Regions from separate parts of the Homo sapiens genome. Here all the other regions are linked to region 1. A link is a loop called in an ENCODE intact Hi-C map of the cell type or tissue named here. Cell type or tissue: CD4-positive, alpha-beta T cell. All regions are shown on one strand.

Evidence for each region. Hi-C counts contacts between places; a loop is a spot of excess contacts. Peaks named below come from ENCODE experiments on the same cell type or tissue, not always from the same donor. Only the 100,000 strongest peaks of a DNase experiment are listed, where the experiment ranks them.
Region 2: a loop joins it to region 1, with 2.6 times the contacts of the local background. A loop is called at or near these places in 4 of 110 quality-filtered maps.
Region 3: it touches region 1 in a loop (11-fold over the local background); 41 of 110 quality-filtered maps call a loop at or near these places.
Region 4: it touches region 1 in a loop (7-fold over the local background); 2 of 110 quality-filtered maps call a loop at or near these places.

What each region holds. Positions count from the first base shown.
Region 1 is chr22:44,625,198-44,627,697 of GRCh38, forward strand. LINC00229 (long intergenic non-protein coding RNA 229) reads right to left here and starts at 222. Exons shown (of 5, transcript NR_044991.1): 1 at 120-222. In CD4-positive, alpha-beta T cell, a CTCF peak has its summit at 1,202 (motif pointing left); DNase peaks (open chromatin) are centred at 414 and 1,184.
Region 2 is chr22:44,684,043-44,686,542 of GRCh38, forward strand. It overlaps a transcript of PRR5 not described here. Among named protein-coding and RNA genes, the nearest start is that of PRR5, 17 kb to the right of the region's middle. RefSeq lists enhancers at 69-608, 1,585-1,904, 1,785-2,285. In CD4-positive, alpha-beta T cell, CTCF peaks have their summits at 944 and 1,144; DNase peaks (open chromatin) are centred at 889 and 1,559; H3K4me3 peaks cover 475 bases.
Region 3 is chr22:43,387,214-43,389,713 of GRCh38, forward strand. It overlaps LOC105373053 (a long non-coding RNA gene), which reads right to left. Exons shown (of 4, transcript XR_938288.3): 3 at 874-1,006. Among named protein-coding and RNA genes, the nearest start is that of LINC01639, 12 kb to the right of the region's middle. RefSeq lists enhancers at 849-1,427, 1,428-2,006. In CD4-positive, alpha-beta T cell, CTCF peaks have their summits at 1,284 (motif pointing right) and 1,399; a DNase peak (open chromatin) is centred at 1,308; H3K27me3 peaks cover 858 bases.
Region 4 is chr22:43,230,402-43,232,901 of GRCh38, forward strand. It overlaps SCUBE1 (signal peptide, CUB domain and EGF like domain containing 1), which reads right to left. Exons shown (of 22, transcript NM_173050.5): 8 at 1,352-1,474. Among named protein-coding and RNA genes, the nearest start is that of SCUBE1-AS2, 19 kb to the left of the region's middle. RefSeq lists a silencer at 842-1,136. In CD4-positive, alpha-beta T cell, CTCF peaks have their summits at 1,045 (motif pointing right) and 1,245; a DNase peak (open chromatin) is centred at 1,040.

The DNA.
Region 1 (2,500 bases):
GGATTTAGGGGGGATCAGAGGGCACACACTCTTCCAAGAGCCAGAAAGAACCCTGGACCCTGCGGGAACCGCACCCTCAGCCCCTCCCGGGCTGCAGTAGGTCTGGGGGCTGGGAGCACCTGGGCGGGGGGACGGCGTCGCCTGCCAGCCACAGGGTCTCCAGACGGCTCAGATGGGGAGCCAGCCCCAGTGTCGCTTGGAAGGAGGCAGTTCTAGGTGGTCCAGGTTCCCAGTGTCATGGAAACAACAGTGGCTGTTTGTTAAAGTGACAGCGTCATTGTTTTCATCATCATCATTACTTGCTGGACGCTGAGCGCCGGGAGCCTCACTCACCCATCCCAGGGGGTCCTCTCCACACCCCATCAGGAGGCGGATGGGCAGGGACACACCGCTGGTGGGTGGGGACTGGCCTGGGACTCTGAGGGCCAACCCCCAGCTCCTATGGCAGTGACAGTGGCTCACGAGCAGAAGGCCAGGGAGATGAAAGGGATGGGGGTTCCCAGGGAGGCCCCTTCCCCTCCCTGAGCCTCAGTTTCCTCCTCTGTAAAATGGGGATGAGGCTGGCCCATCCCAGGGCAGGCAGGGCTGCTGGGAGCTGACCAGGCAGAGGGTAAGACTTTGTGGACAGCATTTCTCCAGACATTTGGGAAGGGGAGTGCAGGGAACTAGCAGGTCCCATGACCAGAGGACCCCGCGCTGGGTTGAGTGCTCTGCCATCCTGTCTTGAGATTCTTAGTCATTGGTGAAGGAGAGCCCCCATTCTGGTTCACCTTGGCTGGGCCAGCTCATTATTTGGCTGGTCCTGGATGTGGGCAGCCCCAGGATGCAGCCCTCCTCCTCAGGCTGCCCCCACACACCCCCGGCCGGGGCAGGCTGGCCGCCTCCCCGCTGGGCCTTCCTCCCGGGAAACTTCCCTGACTGCCATCCCCCCTCACCTGGGGGCCTCCCTCCCACAGCCTGGGCAGGGGTCAGACACAGCAGGAAGGGTTTGCTGATGGGCTACATGGTGATCCTTGGGGAACACTGAGGGGCGCAGGTGTGGCTTCCCCAGCCCAGCCCTAGGAGGGCCCACAGCTGGAATTTTCATCGTCCAGAACCGTCCTGGACGGCGCCCACGAAGGGGGCCAGGTGTGAGGCAACCCCAGGAAGGACGGTGGCTCTCCAGTCTCCGCCTGCAGGCGGCCTGATGGGATCTGTGGGGCACTGCTGCCACCTAGTGGTTGATGAAGAGAAGGCAGCACACACCCACCTGGGAAGAATAATGTTAATTAAGTTAGAGAGTGAGTTAGAGAGTTGTTAGTTAGAGAGAGTTAGAGAGTTAGAGAGTTAGGGTTAGGGTTAGGATTAGGGTTAGGGTTAGGGTTATGGTTAGGGTTACCTTTACGGTTAGGGTGAGACGGGGACATCCAGTCAGGATAAGCATGGGGGACCAATGCAGAAGATACAAGTTTCCTGGATGCTTCAGACAACCCAACTTTCTTCCCTTCCCCACCACTGTTCTCCAGTTAACTACTTATCAGCTTACCCTGTGCACAAGGTAATGAAGACGGTCATACAGCCAGTGAGTTGCAGGGATCGCAGGAACCCCACGACCACCAGGTGGACATTCAAAAGGCAAATCGCATCCCTGAGGACCCCACACTAAAAGCCAAGCTCGAGCCAGCTCTTCCCTCCTCAGGTGAAAGCTGTGAAAGCTTGAGGCTCTGTTGCAGGCTGCAGGGAGGAAGGGGCACCACCCTCTCCCTCCTGCCCTTCCTTCCTTGTGGGTGGTCCTATTCTTCTGTCCTGGTTTTGCAAACGCAGCTTCCAATCCCCTTTCCCACGGGGAGCCCCTCCTGTGTAGAGACAGGAGCCTCCCTGGGCAGAGACCCCAGCTCTGCCTCCGAGATGCCCCCAGGTGACCTTCAGAAGTGAAAATGGACCTCCAGCCCCACCTCTTCAAGGTGCAGCTGGCCAGTGAGTTAGCGAGAGAAGGAAGCCAGGCAGGGGGCAGGGGCACCGTGCTTAAGAGGCGGCCTCGGGGCCAGGTGCAGTGGCTCACACCTGTAATCCCAGCACTTTGAGAGGCCGAGGTGGGCGGATCACCTGAGGTCAGGAGTTTGAAACTAGCCTGACCGACATAGAGAAGCCCCGTCTGTATTAAAAATACAAAATTTTTTTAGTAGAGCTGGGCGTGGTGGCTCATGCCTGTAATCCCAGCTACTCGGGAGGCTGAAGCAGGAGAATGTCTTGAACCCGGGAGGCAGAGGTTGTGGTGAGCCGAGATCTCGCCATTGCACTCCAGCCTGGGCAACAAGAGCAAAACTCCATCTGGAAAAAAAAAAAGAGAGAGAGGCAGCATCGGGCATTTGGACCTAGATTCACAGCTCAGCTCTGCCGCCTTCCCAGCTCTCCCTGCTCCGTCACCTCCCTGGGCCTTGTGCCTTCACCGTAAGACTGGGGCAGTGGTGCCTCTGCCCTGGGACGACCATGTGCATTCAACAGGAAATAGTCGCAGAGC
Region 2 (2,500 bases), 59 kb after region 1:
GAAACCAGGACTTCCAGAATTGATTGAGGGTCCAGGAGGGCCCGGGCCAGAGGGGTGGGCTGAGGAGGGGCCTGGGGCTTTTCAGTTAAACAAGCCACCTGTGGCCACCCCAGCCCCCACCCCAGTGCCCACAGAGCCTGAGCTGTGAGCCCAGTGAGGCCAGGAGCTGGAAGCCAGTCTGATCCAGCCTCGAGAGTGGTAGAAAATGTGCTGGTGATGGCCAGGCGCGGTGGCTTATACCTGTAATCCCGGCACTTTGGGAGGCCGAGGTAGGTGGATCACCTGAGGTCAGGAGTTCAAGACCAGCCTGGCCAACATGGTGAAACCCTGTCTCTACCAAAAAAAATACAAAAATTAGCTGGGCGTGGTGGCGGCAGCTGAGTAGTTCCAGCTACTCAGGAGGCTGAAGCAGGAAAATCACTTGAACCTGGGAGGTGGAGGTTGCAGTGAGCCGAGATCGCGCCATTGTACTCCAGCCTGGGCAACAGAGCGAGACTCAAAAGAAAATGTCCTGGGGATGATGGGGAAGGGGCAAAGAGCACTGGGGACCAGGGTCAGGATGCCTGAGGGTCACCTCCTACCCGCGGTCCAACTGCCTGTGCTGCCTGGTGTTGCCCAGCTTGCACCCGCCCCCAGCTCTCTGCCCAGGGCACTGTTGTGAGGTTAGGGGCAGACAGCGGGTGTGGGTGCAGAGCACAGGGCCGGGCTGATGTCAGCGTCCACAGTAGGGGAGCAGCCCCTTCCTGTCGCTCTGGTCTGTGCTCCACTTGGCCGTGCTGGGTGAGGTCATCCTTCCAGGCCCTGGTGAAATGTCATCTCTGGAGGCTCAGGCGTCCTCCCTCCTGGGGATTCTGGAGCCTCCCTTTACTGCCCTCTTGTGGCTCTCAGGGGAAGGGAAGTGGCAGCCCGGGACTCAGGGCCCGGCACGAAGTAGGCGCTCCTGGTGGCCGCTGGGGTTACTGACCGTGGGAAGCGTGTAGCTCCAGAGTCACAGCTGGGCTCTGATTTCAGCCCTTCCACTCACTCACCCTACAACCCGGGCAAGTCAGCTTTCCCTCGGAGCCTCTGGTTCCTCTTCTGAAAAATGTGGGTGGAAATTCTGGCCTGTAGGTCTGCCCCAGGTCGGAGGGTAGATGGGTACGCAGTGCCAGCACCCAGTAGGGCCTCCGTGAGTGAGCATGTGTCCTTTACCCCATGCACTGGGACAGTCCTGCTCTGCTGGTGACCCTACATATCCCACTCCTGTGCAAGGCCTCAGTCTCACCATCTGTAAAATGGACAGTGGAGACTAGAATGGACAGAGCAAGACCCCATCTCAAAACAAACAAACAAAAAACGATTTCTCCTCTGTCTGGAATAGAGCCATGTGTATTTAATCAGAAAAATGTTTTCCCTCCTCCACCCCAAATCTGTGGATGCTCCATAGAGAAGGGCCATGCTTATCCCTCAGTTTCTCCTTAAGGTGGGAGCCTTGCGCTTTCAGAGAAGCCAGTGAAAGCCACACCCCTCTCGCCAGTGAAAGCCACACCCCTCTCCCCAGTGAAAGCCACACCCTCTCCCCAGTGAAAGCCACACCCCTCTCCCCAGTGAAAGCCACAAGCTCTCCCCAGTGAAAGGCACACTCACAGCCACCGTGACTCTGCCAGGCGTGGGCTGTGGTGCCTGACACCCTCTCAGACATGCCCAGGCACATGCTGGAGTTGCTCAGAACTTCTACACAGAATCCCAAGCACCAAGGGTGGGGCTGGAATCAAAGCCGAGATACGTGATGCCCCTTCCGCCTAACTTTGTCCCCTTCTAACCCAGATAGTGCCCAGAAAGATGGTTCCACTTGCAGGCCCTGTGCCCAGGGCCCTGGCTTCCGTGGTACCATCCTTTCTCCCTGGGGGAGCACCGTGATGATGCCACACATCAGAAGTTCCCCTATTGGGGCCCGGCATGGTGGCTCACGTCTGTAATCCCAGCACTCTGGGAGGCCAAGGCAGGCAAATCCCCTGAGGTCAGGAGTGAGAGCAGGCTGGCCAACATGGTGAAACCCCGTTTCTACTAAAAGTACAAACATTAGCCAGGTGTGGTAACACACACCTGTAATCTCAGCTACTTGGAGGCTGAGGCACAAGAATCCTTGAACCCAGGAGAGAGAGGTTGCAGTGAGCTGAGATCGCACCACTGCACTCCAGCCTGGGCGACAGAGTGAGACTGTCTCAAAACAAAAAGAAAAGAAAAAGAAGTTCCCCTATTGGGCACCTGGCTTTCACAACATCTTGTTCTATTCTTGTGTTTTTGTTGTTGTTGTTGTTGTTGATTTTTTTGAGACAGGGACTCGCTCTGTCGCCCAGGCTGGGGTGCAGTGGCATTAACTCGGCTCACTGCAACGTGTGCCTCCCGGGATCAAAAGCTTCTCCTGCCTCAGCCTCCCGAGTAGCTGGGATTACAGGTATGTGCCACCACGCCTGGCTAATTTTTTTTATTTGTTTGTTTTGTTTTGAGATGGAGTCTC
Region 3 (2,500 bases), 1.2 Mb before region 1:
GGTCTGCAGGTTACAGTGAGGGCCCGAAACTCAGAAAGCGAGGGGGCCTGCCCAGCAGTCTGGCCCGCGGAGCCCTCCCAGCTGCCCATGGATTGCATCACTGTCCCAAGGGGAGACAGGGCTGTCCTGCCGGCTGCCTCTTTGAGTCACCGTGTGGCCAGGGAGTCCTGCTGGCCTCCACAGTCACCGCCAAACCATTTTGGCCTTGGTCTTTCAAAGCCAGGTCATTTTGGGAAAACTGAGGACATCCAGCACCATGGAGGGGCGTGTGTGTCTCTGCACTGGCTGATGAAGGGAGGTGGGTGGGGAGAGTTAGAGTGCTTCGATCAACCTTGACCTTTAGACCAGCCGGTCTGACCTCTCATTATATAGACAGGCAGGGAAACTGAGGCCAGGGAGGAGATGGCAATTTGTAGGGGGCCCAGGCATGCTATGTTTTACTGCAGGCCCCTCTTCTGTTATGAAGGATGGTGGGCTAGTTTGCTGAAAAGGGAGGTGAGCAGAGGCAGAGGAAGGTGGTCTCTCGGGGACAGTGTCTGAGGACTCCGTTCTGTCTGCTTGTCGTTTTAGACAAGAGAGTCTGCAGCTCTTGCAGGGGGCCTGGTGTAACCCCTATAACCCCTAGCAGTGGTTGCAACCTGCTGAAACCAGCCTTTGGGGAAAGAGCTGCTCCCTGGACCCTTGTGAGGGAGGGGGTTGGAGGCTATTTCTGCAAACTGGCAGTGGGTCTATTGGGGACCCTGCACCTTCCCAGCCTCCTGGGGCCTGGACGACCCGGGTCCCTATCTGAGCCCCACCTTCTCTTGCTGTGTGATATTAGGGGAGTCACTGCACCTCTCTGAGCCTCCTCTGTAATATAGCAATGAATCCTACCTTGCAGAACTGGTGAGGAGATCATCTTAAACCGTGCTCCGTTCTCTCCTTCTCCACTAAGCGTGATTGTGCTTGCAATTAAATGGTTCTTTGTGTAATAAGTTGTTTAATCTCAGCCGCCGGTCCTCAGAGCCTGCAGGGACCATGAACATCTTGTTGGTCACCATGTCACTGGGCTGCCCCGCTGCACATTTGGGGAGTGAATGGAGATTTTTAGTCTGACACACCTCCAACATGTAAAAACGTCATGTCTGGGAAAAACACCTGAAACAGCTGTTGGGAGAAACTTGTGGGGAGGAGGATGTCGCGCCCCCGGCGGGAGCCCGGGACACATTGCCCAGGGCTGCAGACCGCTGTGCCCGTCTCAGTCTGGAAGGACCAAGGAGATGAGTGGGCACCAGCGTGCACTTCTCGCTTGCGTCCAGCAGGTGGCGCCCGCCGGCCAGTGGGGCCTGCAAGGAGGGCGGCTAGGCGGGAGGGCTCTGGGTGTTGTCAAGGTCGCCCCATCCCAGTGCATTCGTGTTTGGGGGTGTGTCTGCTCACAGCTCCCTGAAAGGAGCAGCGCACTTTTGTTCTTCCCTCTAGAGCCAGCTCCAGGTCGACAGCTTCAAGGGGGGCCCAGGTGGAAGTGACAGCCCCTGGTTGGAGCCCGGCCCCGGGTCTGGCTGGGGCAGGTGCTGGAACGTGGGAGCCAGAATGTTGGCATGAGGCAGGGGAGGCCAGGAAGCCAGGGATCCAGGGTGGGGGAAGGAGGGAGGAGCCATGGGTCACATGTTTCATTTGTTAAAACTGAATAAATGTATAAAAGTATAAAAGAATGCTTTTGAGGGGTAATTGGGTGCACCTGATAGGAAGGAAGGTGGAAAGAAATCTAAGCCGTACAAAAAGCATTCGGTAAAAACTAGGTCTCTTTGCTCCCTCCCTCCCCACCTCCCCACCCCAGAGGCCCCCAGAGGCCCCTTGGCTTCTGAAACATTCTTCCAGAGAATCTACCCAGGGGTGTGTGTGTGTGTCTGTGTGTGTGTAGGGGTGCTGCAAAGAGCCTGTTTGCTATAATTGTGTGGGAAGAAATAGTTTCATCTTGAAAACCCCTTAGCCAGAAAGATTCGGGTCCTTCTAGAGAAAAACCTTCTAGGGAGTTTTTAGGGTGGGAGACACTGAGTGGGTTCTTTAGGGTCCGGGTCCCAGTGCTAGCGCCCTTCACCAGGGGACAGTGCTTTGTAGTTTGCAAAGTCCCCTTTTGTGTTTTACACTTGAAATGGACTTTGGTCCTCCCAGCAGCTCAGGCTGGGGGTGTTAGTTTTCCCCATTGCACAGATGGAGACCAGGGCCAGAGAGATTAAGGGACAGCTACGTGCCACACAGCTGGTGACAGAGGCTAGAGTGTGGATCAGGGCATCCTGACCCCTCCGCCTGCCATGGTGATTTTCCAGATGGTTAGGGGAAGGCAGGAGGAGTTGTAGGGTTGGAGGAGGGAATCTGGCCTGTGTTCCCAGGGAGCCGGCAGGCACCAATCAGCTGACCCTGCTTAATTTAAGCCCTTCAAACTTATGGGTTCCTAAAGCCACTTGGAGTCAGCCTTCAAAATGCTCTCCTGTTCTCCCTCCTCCTCCTTCTCCCTCCTCCC
Region 4 (2,500 bases), 1.4 Mb before region 1:
GAGCCCCAAGGCCTCAGAAAGATGAGCCTGGAAGGGGGTGGAAAAGATACAGGTGGGGGTGGGGCGGGTGAGGACAGGGCCTCACAAGCGATCTCACCTCCTCCTCGACAGCCGCCTGCCTCTTTCAGGGGGCAGCTGGGATGCAAGGTCAAGGGCTCTCCTCAGCCCTCTGCAGAAGAACTTGGCAAGGCCAACAGAGAAACAAAGTCAAAGTCAGAAGAACCCTGATAGGGCCTGGACAGACACTGTGCTCCTGTCTAGACCTCAGGCCCTGAGGAGAAGACAGGGCCAGGATGCCCGTCCAGGGACGAAGAGGCTGAGCCTGGGGAAGGCAGCGGCTGGCCTGGGGCACACATGATTCTGAGGACGGCAGGCCCTGGCCCTACTCTCGCCAGCCTCCTGCTTTTACATTCCTCAGGGACCTTGTGGGAGAACAGCCCTCGCTCCTCAGGGCCTCACCCTGCCCCGTGCCAGCCCCTGAGCTGCACTGACAGGCAGAAGCACAGCCTGGTACCCAGACAAGGCCACATGCTGCCCGCAACTGCTGGTACCCCGTGGGCAAAAAACCACCAGAGCACAGCTGGATAATCGTCAGGGAAAGACAGCCCCTGCCCTGCTACATGGGGTGCCCCACCCCCTGCACTTTCTCCCAGTGTGGGGCCCACAGGGTACCTGTCTCCTTCCTCATGGCCTCATCCGGCCCCACCAAGTTCCTTGTGGTCCCCTAAACCTCCTCAGGCCGGCAGCGCCATCTCCTGGGTGGGTTTACCTCCCTGGCTCCTCCTGGAAAATCGCTACTCACCCCTCAGGCATTTCACCAACGGACCCTCCCCGTAGCCTTCCCTGACCCCGCTCTGCACTGCCAGCCTCTGGGCTCCTGCTGCATCCTGGATCCCACTAGACTCTTCCTGGGCCGGGATTCTTGGCTTCTGCCCAGACCCCTCCTCATTATCCTTGTTCCCAGCAGGTGAGGATTGTTTGAGAGCGCCTGCCTGCAATGTGCAACGCTTTCCAACAGATGGCAGCATCCCACCTCCGAAGCCAGAGGAGTTCGATGCTGGGAGGCCCGTGGGCCACCTGGGAAGGGAGGGGCTGGGTGAACTGATGAGCTGGGCCACCGGCTCCCTCTGCCACCTGGGACATGTGCTGAAGCCCTCTCGAGCCTCAGTGTCCCATCAATAAAAGGAACAGATTGGACTGGATGTCCCCTAGAGTCGTAAAGGACCCCATTCCCTCGGGCCCAGCCCCATCCGCATTCCCCTCCCCTCCTAGGAGCCCGTGTCAGCCCAGGAGGGGAAGGGGCACGATCCCGCTGGGCCCGAGAGCCACCCGGGGCATGGCAGGGGCTCACCCTGGCAGGTGCGCTCGTCGGTGAGCAGCTTGTAGCCCTTCCGGCAGCCGCACTCGAAGCTGCCCACGGTGTTGCGGCAGAAGTGGTCGCAGCCTCCGTTGTTGACCAGGCACTCGTTGATGTCTGTGGGAGCCAAGGGGGATGGAGGAGTGAGAGCCAGGAGAATCAGCTTGTGTGACCAGCGGGGGGACGGCAGGCTAGCGGCAGGGGATGACACTGCCCTGAGTTGCCTGGTGCCCACTTCCCAAGCTGGCTGCTGGCTCCCCAGCTGTGCAGAGGGGTGGGGGCCCTGTCTCGCAGGGGTCAGGGTCGGGGCTGGGTTGTACTGGGAAGGGCCAGCTCCCCAAGCTTCACCACTTCCCCTGAGACTTGGCAAGCCTGGGATGTGAGACATTGAGTAGAGAGGAACTGATGGCTGCTGTGCCCGGCAAGAAAGCAGGGACAGCGACTCTCCCATGTCCTCTCTTCTGCAGGTTCAGGGAGGCCGCCTGGCCAGCAGGGAGGCTGGAGCAGGCAGGCACCACTTCTGGTGACCTCGGCAAGCTCCCGGACCCCTGAGCCTTGGTCTCCTGCTTGCAGAGCGAGGACAGGAAGTGCACCCATTTTGAAGGATATCACGAGGACTAGGTGAAAAAACACTTCCACGGTGCCGGTGCTTGGTCAGCGCTCAAGAAACTTTTTTCAAAAAGTAGGTGTTTTTGCCTCTGTTTGAGGAGTAGACTGAGGCTTAGAGAGGGAAAGCACCTGGTTCAAGAGGCTTCAAAAGGTAAGTGGGGAGCTGGGCTATGCAGCGGGCCTGACGCTCCCCCCTTTCCCAGCCTGACTCCCCGCCTGTTTGTTTGAGCTGCTTCTTTGCTTAACAGTGAATGAGTTGTAGTATGCTCCGAAGGTTGCCTGGCCCGATCCCGTGTAATAAATGATGCCATCCTGAGCAACTCTGCCAGTCAGCCTCTGCTTGCACACCTCCAGGGACAGGAAACTTTCTCCCTCCCAGCATGGCCTGCTGGCCGATGCCTCACAGATGTCTTCCTCACCCTAAACACAGCCCTGACCCCTGTGAGCCCCCATGCTCCTGCTCCCTTGTCGGGCCCATCTGGGCTTTGCCCTTAGGCCTTGGGCCAGCCTGGCATTCTGTGCCATTAGAGGTCC